2 separate regions of the Mus musculus genome follow, and region 1 is linked to region 2. The links are chromatin contacts, found by Hi-C or POLR2A ChIA-PET in ENCODE. All regions are on one chromosome and are shown on one strand. Each heading gives the region's core, a stretch centred on a gene start or an enhancer-like site at or near the end of the contact. The rest is flanking DNA. Distances are from core to core; before and after follow the strand shown. Region 1 overlaps Cnmd (chondromodulin). Region 2 holds the start of Elf1 (E74-like factor 1).

Evidence for each region. Hi-C counts contacts between places; a loop is a spot of excess contacts on that map. ChIA-PET counts read pairs that join two places held with the same protein, here RNA polymerase II (POLR2A).
Region 1: a map of v-Abl transformed pro-B cells shows a loop between it and region 2 (3-fold over the local background). The contact joins the enhancer-like site here to the promoter of Elf1 in region 2. A Hi-C loop is called at or near these places in 1 of 37 maps with a recorded cell type or tissue (v-Abl transformed pro-B cells). POLR2A ChIA-PET finds 5 or more read pairs at or near these places in 1 of 5 experiments (Patski).

Annotation. Positions count from the first base shown.
Region 1 is chr14:79,653,160-79,660,782 of GRCm38, forward strand. It overlaps Cnmd (chondromodulin), which reads right to left. Exons shown (of 7, transcript NM_010701.3): 3 at 3,430-3,570. Among named protein-coding and RNA genes, the nearest start is that of Cnmd, 5.2 kb to the right of the region's middle. Within about 2 kb of position 5,280, at least 1 of the 3 ENCODE cell types and tissues checked has a DNase peak (open chromatin) inside an H3K27ac peak, as active enhancers do.
Region 2 is chr14:79,478,071-79,485,470 of GRCm38, forward strand. Elf1 (E74-like factor 1) reads left to right here and starts at 3,124. Exons shown (of 9, transcript NM_007920.4): 1 at 3,124-3,567. Wbp4 (WW domain binding protein 4) reads right to left here and starts at 3,198. Exons shown (of 10, transcript NM_018765.3): 1 at 2,861-3,198; 2 at 2,303-2,375. The coding sequence starts at 2,862. n-TEttc4 (a tRNA gene) reads left to right here and starts at 3,598; the gene lies at 3,598-3,669.

The sequences.
Region 1 (7,623 bases), core at 4,030-6,529, 180 kb after region 2:
TAAAGGAGCCATGATACCACCCTGGTTGTGCTTCCTAAGGGAGGGCCTCAAGGAGGGAAGGGAGTCTTGTACCCAACAGGCATTCTAGAAACCTTTGGAAGAGTCTGATACAAAGATTGGGGTATCCTAGTTTTTTTGGGTCTCGTAGAGCCCTGAAATCTTGAAGAATCAACCATCCTGTGTCTTAAGAATCTGAGCTGCCTGGAGGTACTTGCTCGGCACAGGATACCATTTCCAATTTACATAAAAACATACAGTGACTAAGCATAGCTCACAGCACAGTCAATTTCCTATAAACGGCGACTTAGAAATTAAAGTCAATTAGGTTTTTTTTTTTTTTTTTTGAGACAGAATCTTAGACTTGTCTCAAACTCACAAGTCTATTCCCGCTTCCCAAGTTCCGGGTTGGCAGACATGCGTAGCTATGCCCATCAAGGCCTCAGTACTGATGCCTACTGTTTGAGAAAAACTCCTAACTGTCAAAGAACACTTGTGACCACCTGCACTGTGGGTGTGCGAGGCACTGACCTAGATGCACTTGGCTTTATTGATGTCCGCTCATGCATCTGGCAGAGCATGCACATATGAAATCCATATTTCATTATAAATTACCCTCATTTTATTGTTCCTTTACATTATAGTTGAGGGTTATATTGATTTTTTTTAAATCAATAACCTACCTACTTTCAAGGTAGGTTCATGCTGTAGGTTTTTTCCCCCTTTAGCTTTTAAATCACAAATTTCAGATATCCACATATTAAAAGAATTGTTTTCTGAAAACCATGATATCCAAATGTGCTCACCACTGCTGTCTGTTGTTGGTTTCTACTTCTGTTCCTGAAATACGGTTTCAGGTCTGAGGAACTTGGCTTTCACCAACAACATGGATGCTTGTCAGGGTATAATCTTTTAGAATACAAACCACGAGCTGTGAATCAACCCTTGCTTGCTTGTTTGTCTCAGGGCACAAAGTTTGGGGCACTTGTTTTTCTGTTGTTGTTGTTGTTGTTGTTTGTTTGTTTTTCAGGGTTCCTCTCTCTTACGGTGTCTGTTCTCTGTTGGACTGTGTTAAAATACTGGGGTCCCAGGTATCAACTTACAGGTAGAACCTTCCATGATCTAGCCCCCACCTGCATCTCCATCAATCTCCGCCCCTGTCCTTGATGTAGTTGACCGCATTGAGAGGGGGACTGTGAATCCTCTTGTAGTATCCTTTCCAGCTCTCCCTGTTAAAGTTCAAACGATTTCTCGAAAGGGTTGGGACTGTAGCTGAGTGGAAGGGTGATAGCTTAACACAAGAAAGCCCCTTGGTTCAGTTCCCAGCACCACAAATCATTCCAGGCCATTATTCAATTACCGCGTCCTCACCTCTGCCATGCCTGTGCAAAGCCTCTAATTGGCAGCGATGCCTTTCTGTGTGGGGCACACTTTGCCCATAGCTTATCATGACACATTTAGGGGCTGACCTCAAGCCATTTCTGTGTGCATGTCTTCCTTCTAGACCGGACCAGAAGGTCTTTGAAGGATAAACGTCGGTCACCTTCCACCCCTTGTGCTTAGCGTCATCCCTCCACACAGTGAGCCTCACTCAACACTTCCTGCGTTTGACTGATGGTTTAAAATAGAGGCAAAAGTAATAGAAGATGACCACAGAGTCTGATTCATGTCTTTTCAAAAGGCCAGGCTTGTTTAAACCCATAGCAGGTACTATCCATCAAAGAAATGTTCCACTCACCAGTTCTGACTTAGAGAAATGTAGAAGCTATCAAAGAGAATTGATCAGCTTATGAAATATTTGTGGCCCTGTTCGTCTATGAGGACAAAACACAATCAATACCATTATTAGAAAGAAGCAAAGGATTATAAAACAGATATATAGGTTTGGGATTAAAATATTTTCAGAGGATATTCTTGACACATCAACCTCCCAAGAGTGAGGGGCCTTTTGTAATTCATCCTCAAAACCCCCTTTGCATATTCTGAGATTGTGGGCACATCACAGGTACTCAGTTTTGTTCTGGATTGAAGGATGTGTACACAGGAGCCACATTTTATTAGTTTATATTGAGTAGTACAGAGAAAAGAAATGTTTTTCCCTGTCCTGGGTTTTGCAGTAAAAGCATTTAATAGGTTCAGAGAAATTACACTTGTGCACAGACCAGAACCATTTGCAATCTGATGACCACACAAAGTGCAGCTGGGCACACTCAGGGCTTCAGAGCCTGTCCCCAGGTCAGGGCCCTTTGTGAACACAGCCAGGCTTCACTGGCATCGATAGTCAGCATCTCAGATCACTAATGCTAGCATCTGCTGGGAATTCAAAAGGACTTGTGACGCGTGTTTTGGCTCCCACGAGAGGAGAGTGCTTTCCTATCAATGAAAAGCTTCTTTCGTTTTTCTCATAAATCAGAGGAAGATGGGTTGATGAGATGTTTGTAGACCAATGAACTATCCAAAGAGACATTATTTCCAAGAGCCCTCCTTCGCTATGAAGCTTCGCCCACATCGTCTGCCGATTTAGCAGAAGAACCCAAACACAAGTGCTTCGTCCTGTCAGCCAATGGGAAGTGTAGGCCAAGTCAGCACATGCACACTGAAGCATCAACCAAGAGCCCAGTGTCTCAAACTGCCTCTCAATTAAATTTTGCTCAAAACAAAAAGGGACTCAAATGTTTCTTTTGTAATAGGCCATGCCAGAAAACATGGCTTATGATAGGCATCCACCCATGCTTATTTTCTGGATTAAATGGAAATTAGAAAAATATGGATGTAGAAACTACTGTTGACAAACCACCCAGTCATTAAAATGTCTCTATTCTCTAGAAATCCAAAGTTTTGCCCTTGCTGTTGAAGACTGTTTGAGCACTCTACATGTCAAGTTATAGAGTATCGCCTGGTTCTCACTGGCCCTTCTCAAAGACTTTGTGCAATGTCAAGAAGCGTCGGTTCTTGGCAATGACATTATATTTTCCCATTTGAAACAATAAAGCTTTATTTTTGACTTCTAAGTCCACATATTTTCTAGAAGTAAACTCACTTCCAAACTTTTGTTTTGGCTTGGAGATGGGAATCGCATGTTGCTCCGTCTGCTTCAAACTCCAGGGCTCAAGTAATGTCCTCCTGTGCCTTCCTGCCTGACACCTGGGCCTACCGCACCCGAAGGGCTTTGTTATTTTGTATATTTGCCGGTATTTCCTCTTCATTGCAAGAAGATGGAGGACAAAGCAAGACCCTTTCTCAAGGAGCAGAAGCTACACAAGGCAGGTGGGTTGCTGGCCGAGAAGCTGCTGTTGAGAACAGTAACCACTGCGTGCGTGTGTGCGTGCGTGCGTGCGTGCGTGTGTGCGTGCGTGCGTGGCTGCTTCTCCTCGGACTGGAAAAGCCAGGGCTTCACCTGTTAGACTCTGCAAATGCGTGAAGTGTACTTACATTTTTAAAATCGTTGACTTCAATTGCTTCTTCCGCTCCGCTTCCCATTTTAAAGGTCTCCAAGTTGTTCACAGCATCTATTTCCATTGACCCATCTTGTAGTTTCCCATTGATACTCATACTGTAATGAACATTGTAAATCTAGAGGAGAACAAGAGTCTTTGGTACCTTCTTCCTTTCAGCAATTTGGGGCTTATCTTTAGGTCCACAATATGTGAGGATGATCCCATCTTTTTCATAGATACAGAAAAATAGCATTAATAGGAATACTTTCATTTGAGGAATCTATCCATATACCAGTCAGCTAGTACAATGATTTCTGGTGTGTGTGTGTGTGTGTGTGTGTGTGTGTGTGTGTGTGTGTGTGTGTCTATGTAAGCCAGAGGTTAATGTCAGCTCTCTTCCTTCATTGTTAACCACCTTACTTTTTTGAGACACTGTGTCTCACTGAACCTAGATGGACCAATTCAACTAGACTGGCTGGCCCCTGAAAGCCTGTCTTGTACTCCCCCGTAATAGGATTACAATGTGGCTTCAGTACCTGAAGTTTGCATGGCGAGTACTTTAGCAAGGGAGCCATCTCCTTAGCCTGATTGTTTTAAAATACTAAGTAAAATATTCAGTAGTGCTTGATAGCTACTTAAAGAGCTCAAGGACTTGGATCTCGGCTACCCATCAGAAGCAACTAGGGACCATATCTGGACCAATTAAAGCTCAACTGTGAAGTTGAGTTTTCTAAAGTTTAATTCTATTTGTAGCTGGACTGAGAACCACCCACAGATAGATGGAAAGGCATTTGGCTGAAACACTGGCATCTTTGCTTAAAGGCTGATTTTTGAAATTCATCAGTCAAGGTGACGTGTGGGGTAGCATACGGTAAGGATTACAGACAGGGCTGGGGTCTGTCTTATACGTGACAGCACTCGGGAGGCAGAAGCAGGCAGATCTCTGTGAGGTCAAGGCTAACCTGGTCTACATAACAAACTCCAGGAGAGCAAGGGTTACATAGAGAAACTATTTCTCAAAAAGAAGAAGAAGGAGAAGGAGAAGAAAAAAAAAGGAAGGAAGGAAGGAAGAAAGGAAGGAAGGAAGGAAGGAAGGAAGGAAGGAAGAAAGAAAGAAAGAAAGAAAGAAAGAAGGAAAGAAAGAAAGAACAAAAGAACAAAGCTATCACTAAATTAAATTATCCAAAGGACTTTCTTTTTTTTGGACAGCTTATCACTCTCTGTCATAGCTTAAAAATAATTCACACACTGCTCCAGTCGAGCATGCTGCTGGCTTTCTCTTCTTTCCTTCTTTTTAGGAGTTTAGGTAGCTATCTGTCTTCATTAATCATCCATTATCTAACTATCGTCTGTCTAACGTAGAAAGTGCATGCGTGGTCACGCACAAGTACACATGTGCAAGTCTTCCAAGGGAAAAGACTGAAAACCGATGACAAAATTTCTAACTCATGCCAGGTCAGCCACTCAGCACAGCAAAGAACTGTGACTTTATTCAAGTCTGATTTTCCTCCTTCATTATGAAGAGTGACTACAACTACTGGATAAACACTAGAAAACGCAGCCGTTATTACAGGATCGTTACTTGGAGAAAACTCATTAGTACTAGACTCACAGAGCACTATTTTATCATCAGAGATGTGGGAATGGCTCTGTCACTCCTACCCTTCCTTCCAGGCAGCCGGCTTCCTTTAAGAAATATCGGTACCACTCCAGCATGTCCATCCCTGCCTCCCTGCCTCCTTCCAGGAACCCAGCAGCCTCCAGTTCCCTAAGCCACACTGCCTGGGGGGCCACCCCGTAGGATTCAGACTCAGCGGAGATGGAGCAGAGCCCAGCAGCCTGTTCCAGTTTCTCCCTCAGAAGCAGCCCAGTTATAGAAGCCTGGAGTTTTGTTTTTTGGTTTTGGCTAAACCAGGCCTTTCTGTACGCCAGCTGAGAAAGCAGGCTCTGTTCTGCCCTGGGAGCTCAGAGCAGCCATTGTACACATGGGTTAGCAGTGACTGTTAGAGGAACCTGGCCTGTGAGTTCACCGCTCAGATGACAGCAAACTAAGGCAGTGCAACACTTAAGAATCTAACCATTTAGAAATTCTTGTTGGCCGGTTCCTCTTTATTCCCCCACCCCATACATATCACAGTTTATCACACTATGTACCAGGCTGGCTTTGACCCTTCCAGTCGGAATTTCACTTTCCAACAGTTGCACTTTTCTTCTCAGGAGAGGATCCCTAGCTACAGTCTGCCTGGCACTCTCATGCTGGTGGTTGCAGGAAAAGCCTGTGCCCTCTTGGAGTGGTGGGTAGGAGTGGGGGAGGGTGGGAGGCAGTCTGCAGTTTCCAGAGTTCTGGGCCCTGAGCAGGGCAGAAAGCTGAATTGCTGGAATGGCAATTACATTATCTTCTCTAAGCCCAGAGAGGGAGATGTTGGCACCTCAGGCTATTTCTCACCAAGTACAATGAAGTTTATTATTTGCCAAAATTCTGCTCAATATGGTGCCTTTTACAGCCAAGGATATTTGCTAATGAGTTTTTAATAAGGCCTCGGTTCTATAAGATTAATTACATAATGTTTGGGAAAATGTCTAGAAAAATTAATCTAAGAAAAAGGCCGCAAGCAATGGTCTCCCCACCTCACTGAACTGGTAGAGTTGTCAGTTGCCTGGCACTGATGGGAATTTCCAATGTCTCAACGCCTTGTTCCATTTACAATAATGTGGATGAAAAATGGCCTCAATATTTGAGCTCTGTCAGCGATCCCCTCATGATTAGTGCCCTGTGCTTGGTAACCCTCCAGCTAAATTTGAGCAGAACTGTCCTTTGGGGTTGAACCCTATGAAAGGGAGAGGTGAGAACTTCACAGCTGGTGCGTCTTTGTAAACTAATGCAGAGAGCCCAGGCCTGAAACTCTCCAGAGAACAGGGAGTCCATTAGCTTGATGATCGTTCCTGTGTGATAGATACTTATCTTTTTTGACTATGCTGTCTTTGGGTGATTTAAGTTATATTCAAAGACAGCAGATCCATGCATGTGCATAGCATAGATACTGCCAAATGCATTCTACTTCAAATTCTGTGATTTGTTTGCCAGACTTAAATAATATGGAACAGCATTAGACAAATTTTTTTCCAGAAAACAAAAATGCCATGATTTTCTTCATTCTCCTGTCTGAGTAGGAAATAGCAATAACTTTGATTGTTAGCAATAAAATGTGATTTACTATTCCTCCATATTCTTAGAATTTAATACTGCTCTTTTAAACCAAACATCTTGCAGGAAAATGAAAGATATGAGAAGTGGGAGCCCACTTCTTCAGGGTGATGGCTTATTCTAAGAAGCTTGTCAGCTAGCCATGTTTGTCTTTAATTAAATGCCAAATGGTATTGCTTTCATGGCCAAAATATTTACAAAAACAAAACAAAAAACCCTTAAAAATCAAAGCTATTTTTTGTCTTTAAATTACTTTCATCATCGAGATTTTGTTGTCTAAAAGATAGTATTTGTACTCTAACACCATCAAATTTCCCCAAGGGTGACAATCTCAAGCCTGCTACTAATGGAGACATAGACATTTAAAATCACTCTCATGTTCAAATTCTGTGCTTTCACATATGAGCATCCACCAGTGTCTATATTTAAAATACAAATACATTAAGGCACTTTTCAAATCCACACAAAATACAGCGCAATTCCGATCTTACAAATTGATGCTTGTAAATTTGATATAGTCTCTAAAACAGACTCTGTGCTAAATGGCTTGCTTATCTACATGAGGCTTTTGAGTTAAAAATACAAATTATGCAGTGACTGCAGAAGATGTGTTGTGTAAAATGGTTGAATTGCTTTCAGCACCATTTTCTCTAAGTACTGGAATTTGTTCATGCCTTGAATTTCATGGTGGGAGAGGAGGAAAAGAGGCAGTCAGCGAACCTTGGAGGACAGTGATTAAGAAAGAGCCCTTTGTGTGCTCCCTGGAGATGGAATTCTTTTCCATTAGCTGGAATAAGCTTATACCCGGTATGGCAATGGTCATCAAGATAAAATGTCCCCTTTTACATAGGTGGACACACTCAGGTATTTAGAGAACGCATTGGAACTCTGCCCAGTTCAGACAGAAACGCTTTTTATACTCCTTGAGAGAGTCTATCCAGCCTTAATCTCAATGAGCACATAAAGGGAGGAGAGTCGTTAGTG
Region 2 (7,400 bases), core at 1,874-4,373:
TAGATACTTAAAAATTCCTTGTTTGGGCAGGTAAGATGGCTTAGTGGGTAAAGGTGCTTACCACCAAACCTGACCACCAGATTCAACCCCCAGGACCCACATGATAGAAGAACAGACTCCTGAAGTTGTCCTCTGCTATTCGCATACCAGAGAACATCCACAACAACAACAACAACAGCAACAACACACAGACACACACTTTAAAAAATTCCTCACATTGTGCAAAATGATGTAGTAAAACAAAGTGACTGTTTGTAGCAACAATCTTGTAGTTTATCTACTGGAGACTGGGTAAGTGAACTGCGTGCACTCCCACAGGCTTTTATTGAACAGAAAGGCAGCACACAGTTCCCTATGTACTGACATGGGAGACACCTTCAGGATACACTGTTCAGTTAAAAAAACCTCTGTACCCTGTGAACAAGATGGAATAAAATACATACACACAGAAACAATGAAAGGATGGACCTGAGCAAAGGGGGAGGTGACTTCTGAAGAGTAACATAATTAGATGGCTGGGGACAGGGATGGCTGACTGAGCACTGGGGCCTACATAAATATCCAGAAGTTCTCACAAATTATAGATGTCTGGTGGAAAGAAATAAGAAGTACCCTAAAAGTCCTGTCAATCAAACCCTGTATGATGTATTAATGGAGCTATTCTAATATACTCCTCAGAGTACCTCTTTAAAGCTAGAGTTTGTAAGGCAAACAGTTGTCTCTATTGTTCCTATACCGAGTTACTTACAGCTGATTATACCACACAAAGAATACTGTATTAAAGCACCATTCAAAATTAAATAGTTTTCACTAATAAATTACTAGATATGTAGGGAGATGCACACAGACCTCTAGAAAGATAATTTATTTTCATAACTCATTAAAGTTATTTTATTGCATAGGTACCTCCTGGGATATTTTTTTCAATTTATGTGGTTTTAAAATCTCATGGCAGTTTTGGTAGGGATTAGCCTAAGCCAAATAAAATATGCACAATCTTTAGCACCTACTAGCAAAGCCAAAGGGAAGAGCAAAACTCCTCTCAAAGCCTAAGATGATTTAGTAGTGTGTAATGGCAGACTGTAGCACAAAATATGGCATCATTCCGTGGTGTACAATAGTTCTGCCAAGTAATACGTTATGTATATGCAAGACACTATAGGGTTTGCTTTTTCAAGACAGGATCTCTCTGCGTAGATCTGGCTGTCCTTGAACTCACTCTGTAGAACAAGCGGCCCTTGAGCTCGGAGATCTGCTTAATAGCCTCTGGATACTGGGATTAAAGATGGGAACCACCTCTGCCCTTGCTGACCCTGTAGTTTTTCAAAACGTATTTTCTGGGTCTACGCCCCTGTGAGTGTGTAAGGACATGAGCATAGCCGCTAATGGAGGTCAGAAGAGGCTGTCGGACACCCTGAAACTGGAGTTACAGGTAGTGTCGAACTGCCATGTGGGTACTGGGAACTGAACCTCAACCCTCTGCAAGAGCAGGAGTTGTTACTGACTGTGAAGCCATCTCTCCAGTCCCCATAGCCCACAGCTTTTGATACAGTAGCTTGTCTGATTGTAGAATGTCTAAGAGGGAAGAAAGCCAGCTGACGTCTTACTTTATGCTTTAAAAGTTGGATCTAAGTGGTGGTGCACACCTTTAATCCCAGCACTCCGCGAGGTCAGCCTGGTCTACAATAGCCTGAGTTTCAGGACAGCCAGGGCTATACAGAGAAACCCTGTCTTGAAAAACAAAAAAACAAACAAACAAACAAAAAGTTGGATCTAGGAGTCTAGCCATGGTACACACCTTTTTTGCCAGCACTTGGGAAGCAAAGCCAAGTAGATCTCTGTGGGCTGCGGGCTAGCCTGGTCTACAGAGTGAGTTGCTGTCTGGAAACCCTGTCTTGAAAAATCACCGCCCCCAACCCCCTTGCAAAAATAGTGGGCTCAAGGCTTTCAGCATAAGGTATATTACAGCTGCTCCCTTTGTATCTCACCAGGGAATAATGCTGTTCTCCTTCCTGTGGAGAACAGGAAAAACTACAATATTCCTTTTTAAGGGGCAGGTATTCCATAAACAAGATTATCCCACTCACTGTCCATTTCCTCAAAGTCCCCAGAAATAATTTGGCCTTAAAATCAAAGTCAGATTGATGAAAAGGAGAAGGCTATAGCTTTCATAAGAGGAATCAAACAAAAGAAACCTTTTTAGGTTTTGAAGAATAAAGAGCACTATACACGAAAGTGGCTTATACACACTAAAGTCAAAAAAACAACACATCACGTGAATATTTTAATAAAAATTTCATACAGGCCTATTGTCTGCTATCCAGCACTTGCAGTAATCACAGAATTTCTTTGGTTGTGACTTCCAGTAGTCGGCCCTGAAAAGATAAAAACAACTCTAAGCTTATCCAAAAATTGAAAGGAATTTTTACAGTTGTTAAAAAATGGGATATAAGGCTGTTTTCGGACTTCTGTCTTAGCAAAGCAGTTGTATTATTTATGTAAAGCTAAAGTCCGTGGAAAACTGCTCTCCGGTGAAGGTAAATCACACTGCACCGAGATGAAGAAGTCTCAAAGTATTTCTCTTTCCCGTGCCCTTCTAGCTAATTCATTCGTTCTGGGGACGCGAGGCTGGGAAAAGCCCCTGGACGTCTGAGGCCGCAGCGCCACCCCGGCCCCGGGCCCGGGCCCCGGCGGGCGGGCGGGGGCGGCACCCGAGTCCCCGGCTCCTGCCTAGAGGGCGGCCGCGTCTCCGAGAGAACCGGCCCCGCAGGTCGGGCGGCCCCGGGCGAGCGGAGGGGCGGGAGGAGGCCACTCGCGGGCGCCTGGCGGCGCAAGCCCGACCCGACCCGACCCGACTCACATGACGGCGGCAGCTCCGCGGGCAGCCCGCGATCCCGCTCACTGATGTCCGCCGGTGGCTCAAGCCAGGACCTCTCGGTCTCGGCGTCCCCCCCGGGTACGGCGTTTCCACGGGTGGACTACGGCGGCCGCGACGGCCCAACCCGCGCGCGCGGTTGTCACCGCCTCTTCCCCTCCCCCACGGGGCGGTACTCGCGGCGCCTGAGAGGTGGGGTCGGTATAAAGGGGTTGAGGTCACCCAGAAGGGACGAAAGCGCGACGGGACCGGAGCCGCGGGCCCCGAGCGTCCGACCCAGGCTCCATCCCGCGGTCCTCACGCCTCCCGGGATCCAGAACCTCCACTCCCGAGCTGGCTCGCAGCCGAGAGGCTCGATCGCCTCCCCCCAGCCCCGGCCGCACGCCGCCGTTCCCACAGCCGGCGCCGCCCTCGGCTTTGCCGGCTTGCCCGCCCGCTCTGTGACCGGGGAGCAGCCCGGGACCTGACGGCTGAGAAAGAAAGGCGCAGCCGCCCGTTCCGGGAGCGCACGGGGCGCCCGGCTTCGGCTCAGAACTTTCCAGGGGCGCGCACCGGCCCCGCTCCTCCCCCCCGCCACGCCCGCGCGCTCCGCCGGGCTCGTGCCCGCGCGTGGGGCAGCGGCCGCGGGGGCGGCTTCGGCGGCGCGAGTTGCAGCAGAGTGGCTGAGTGGTAGCGGCGCTGACGCTAGTCAGGTGGGTCACAGCAGTGCTTGTAGCAGCACTTCCCATATGGTCTAGCGGTTAGGATTCCTGGTTTTCACCCAGGCGGCCCGGGTTCGACTCCCGGTATGGGAACAGTGTCACTTTTTGCTCTAGTTGAGTTTACTTGCTTAGTGGCTCTGGCTGACTTCTGCAGCCGTGTTCGGGGTGAGTTTGGGAGCAGGCAGTGTAGTTGCTCCCGTGGATGGGAGCTTGGCTCTCGGAGGCCGGAGGAGCGCGGCGGCCGCTCTCGGGCCCGCTGCGAGAGGAGTTTCGCTTTCCCCGCGGCTGTACCCCGCCCTCAGCCCGTACTTTTCCAGGCGCTCGGGAGGTGATGATTAACTTGGGCCTCGCCTTATCTCCCCCCGCCCGGGTGCCCCCTCGGCCCACACCCTGCTCCGCCGCCCCCTTCCTACTCGGCGGGCCGGGGCGTGCCCGCTGCGCTCCAGTTACTGTCAACAGCGGCTGGAGACCACCCCGCTGCTCCCTATCGCCAGACCCCCGCCGATCCCTTGTCGCCGGCTGGGCTCTAGGACCCCCGCCGCGTGCACCCGAGCCCGGTCCACCGCTCCCCCCCCCCCCCAGCAACCCTCGCCTCAAGGCTTTTGCAGAATGTCTCTTATTTTCCTTCTAACTCCCCTTTCCTCTTCAAACACACGGCAAACTGCGGAGAAGAAAAATACCACTGGGATGAGATGTCTTGAAAGAACAGAGCCGGCTTTCCCGGAGGCTGTTTGGAGCGTCACTGATTTAAAAAAAAAAAAAAATCATGGGATGGAGGTGGAGCTTGGAAGACAGAAAATTAGCCCGGAGACTGGGGAGGGGATGTTACAACAAAGTTGCACTGTACTTTTAAATATAGAAGCCCTGTGTTTATTACAAAGAAGCGGCCCAGCTGTGTCAGCAGCCTGAGCGCCGTACACGAAACAAAAGCGTTATCATAAATGCAAGTTGAAATTAGAAAATTGGGGCAGCTGTAATGTTTAGTCTGTTGGGCCTTTGGGCACAAATAAGGAAAAACTGACTCCGGCGGATGAGTTTCTGGTCAAAACCATTACTGAGCAGAAGTTTTGGTTGTTTGTGTGTTCCCAACAATATTTTATAGCCTTAACTGGCACAGCTGAGTTTGAAAATAGCTGTTAATGTGATCTATGCGATTAGGGATTAATGAGCCTTTCCTCGTAAAAATTAAACCTAGAAAACTCCTTTAGCGAATATTTAAAACATTAACACAAGTCCTTATGCATGTCAGGTTCCCCACCCCCCACCTCCAGATGTTTTGAGGTGCCTGCTGAACAGCAGGCGCTTTAGGTAGGTGGGTAGTGGCTGGATAGAATCCCTTTGGCCTCCAGTCCTTAGCTATGGGATCGTGCGAAGGTCTTTGACCTGAGTGTAGTGGTGTCTTCTAGCTTTAGAGCCGTAAGCGTGTCACCATCATTATATTACTACGATAGTTTCTCCGTGTGGCTCGAGATAGCCTAGAACTCACTAGGAGCCGGAGCTGCTGAGGTTTATGGTCCTCCTGCTTCTGCCTCTCAGCAGTGGGCCTGAGGGTAAGGTGAGTCTGTTCAGACCTCATCTCAGTCTCACGTACCCCAGGGTAGCCTCAAAGTCTCTGCGGTGATGAAGATCTCCTTTGCTCTTGCACCTCCTGCCTCTTCAGTGCTCAGGTCACAGGCTTATGGCACCAGACTCGATTTTTTTTTTTAAGTTAATTACAATTCCTTATGTTTATGAATGTTTGCCTTCCTGTGTGCCACCTGTGTGCCTGGTGCCCAGGGAGGTCAGAACAGGCCAGATCCTGGAAATTGGAGCAATGGGTGGTTGTGGGCCTCCCTATTTGGGTGCTGGGGAATCAAGCCTTCATTTCCGCAGGAGCAACAAATGCTTCGAACCTCTCGAGCAGCCGCCTAGGTTCTCCAGAGCAGCACATTCTCCACAGAGTGTAGATAGGTTAGAACCAGGCACTTTGTTCTAGATTTGGAAGAAAGGACTCCTATCCCTGCTTTGTTTAATTTTTGCAAGTATTTGACCGGTGCTGAATAAAGCCTGTGTTATCATAGATGGAAGAGTAAGTGATCGCCGGTGGGCATACTGCATGTTTGGGGTGAGTTTAGGACAGTGGTACGGTGAGAGCATTCCTCCCCAAGATGTCCTCTGTCTAGCTCTGGGCCAGGTGGGGAACAGGCAGGCAGGGTCCGAGTTACACACAATTGTTCCTAGAGGTGGGGTGGAGATTTGGCTCAGGGAAGGGCAAGAATAGAGAGTGTTTGCCCTGCACCTTGAAGAACTGGTTGGATTTCTCCCAGTGGGGAATGTAAATCATAAAACCTGAGGTGGATGAGACTGGGACCCGGAGACTAGCAGGAAGTAGGGGTCGGTAGGCATGCGGTGCCTGGGGGGAGCTGGTGGCAGAGCAAGAAGAGAGGCAGGAATTTCAAACTTTGCAAGTTTGAGGAGGTTACACATTCTTTTAATCAAGGGTCGACCTTTTATATCAGGAGAGTTCTGCAAACATTTTTGACTCTTTGTTCTGTGTTGTTCTTGTTATTGTGAGACTGATTCTTACTATCATAGCCCAGGTTAGCAGATGTGTTCTGCCACACCCAGCTTCGTCTCTGAAAAGCTTGAGTGTGGCCGTGGTGTGTGAAACAAGAAATCTTACTTCAAAAGACTCAGACAGTAGAGGAAAACGCAGACTGTTGCGTGCCTGTAGCTTTTATGTTTAGGTGTTGAATATTTTCAAATCAATAGAATGGAAAAGCGATTAATTAGACTTTATAAGGATGAAGACTGGGTTTTTGTTGTTGTTGTTTTTGGAGACAGGGTTTCTCTGTAAAGCCACGGCTGTCCTGGAACTCACTTTGTAGACCACTTTGTAGACCAGCCTGGCCTCGAACTCAGAAACCCGCCTGCCTCTGCCTCCCAAGTGCTGGGATTAAAGGCATGGGCCATCATGCCCAGTGAAGTCTGGGTTTAAATTATGGGAGTGAATTGCAGGTGTCCTTTGCAAGACCTTAATAATTCCTGAATAGCTGGGAAATAATATTTGATAAATATCTGAAGATTCTTTTGTTGGGTTGCTGGTGTCTAAGGTGCTCTGTCTAGACCACAAATAGCTAGCTGTACCAACTGAGTGCTAATTCACCCAGGCCATGTGGTGATAGTTGCTACTGTCAGGTGCAGCCAGGAGAGGTGTGAAAGCTCCATGGAAAGGGAGGAGTAGGAGACAAGGTGAGTTAGGCCAAATCCAGAGCCGTTCCGCTGCCCCAAGGCCTCTGCTTCCCCATTTCAACTGCCTGTCTGGCCATCACTGCCCCTCAGCCACCGTTGGCCTTGTGGCTGACTCTTGAGTGTGCCTCGGGGTTTTATTAACACTTGTTCTTCTGCCTCCACCTCCCCTCATCTCAGGCCTGCCTGCCTTTCTCAGAAAGGCCTTTCTGGACACATTAGCCAGTCTCTCTCTTTTTAGTTACTTTCTGGTTAATTTACCTTGCTTGTTCATTCATGTTTTCTTTCCTTGCTTGCTTTTGGCTGCAATTAACCTGTTCACCTTTTTTTATATTAAAAAGAATATTCTCTCTTGTCCCTCTCATAACCCCTCCATCCCTCTGTTGAGAAGCTAACTTGTAGGACTCAGTTTTCTCTCTCTACCACTCGGACCCCTGGGATACGACTCCGGTTGTCAGCCTTGGCACCGGTACTTTTGCCTACTGAGCCATTTCACTGGCCCTTCTCCAAATTTTGAAAAAGATTCCTTTATGTGTATGAGCATCTTGTCACAGGGATGCGTGGGTACCAAGAGGGTGCTGGGTGTCACAGAGGTA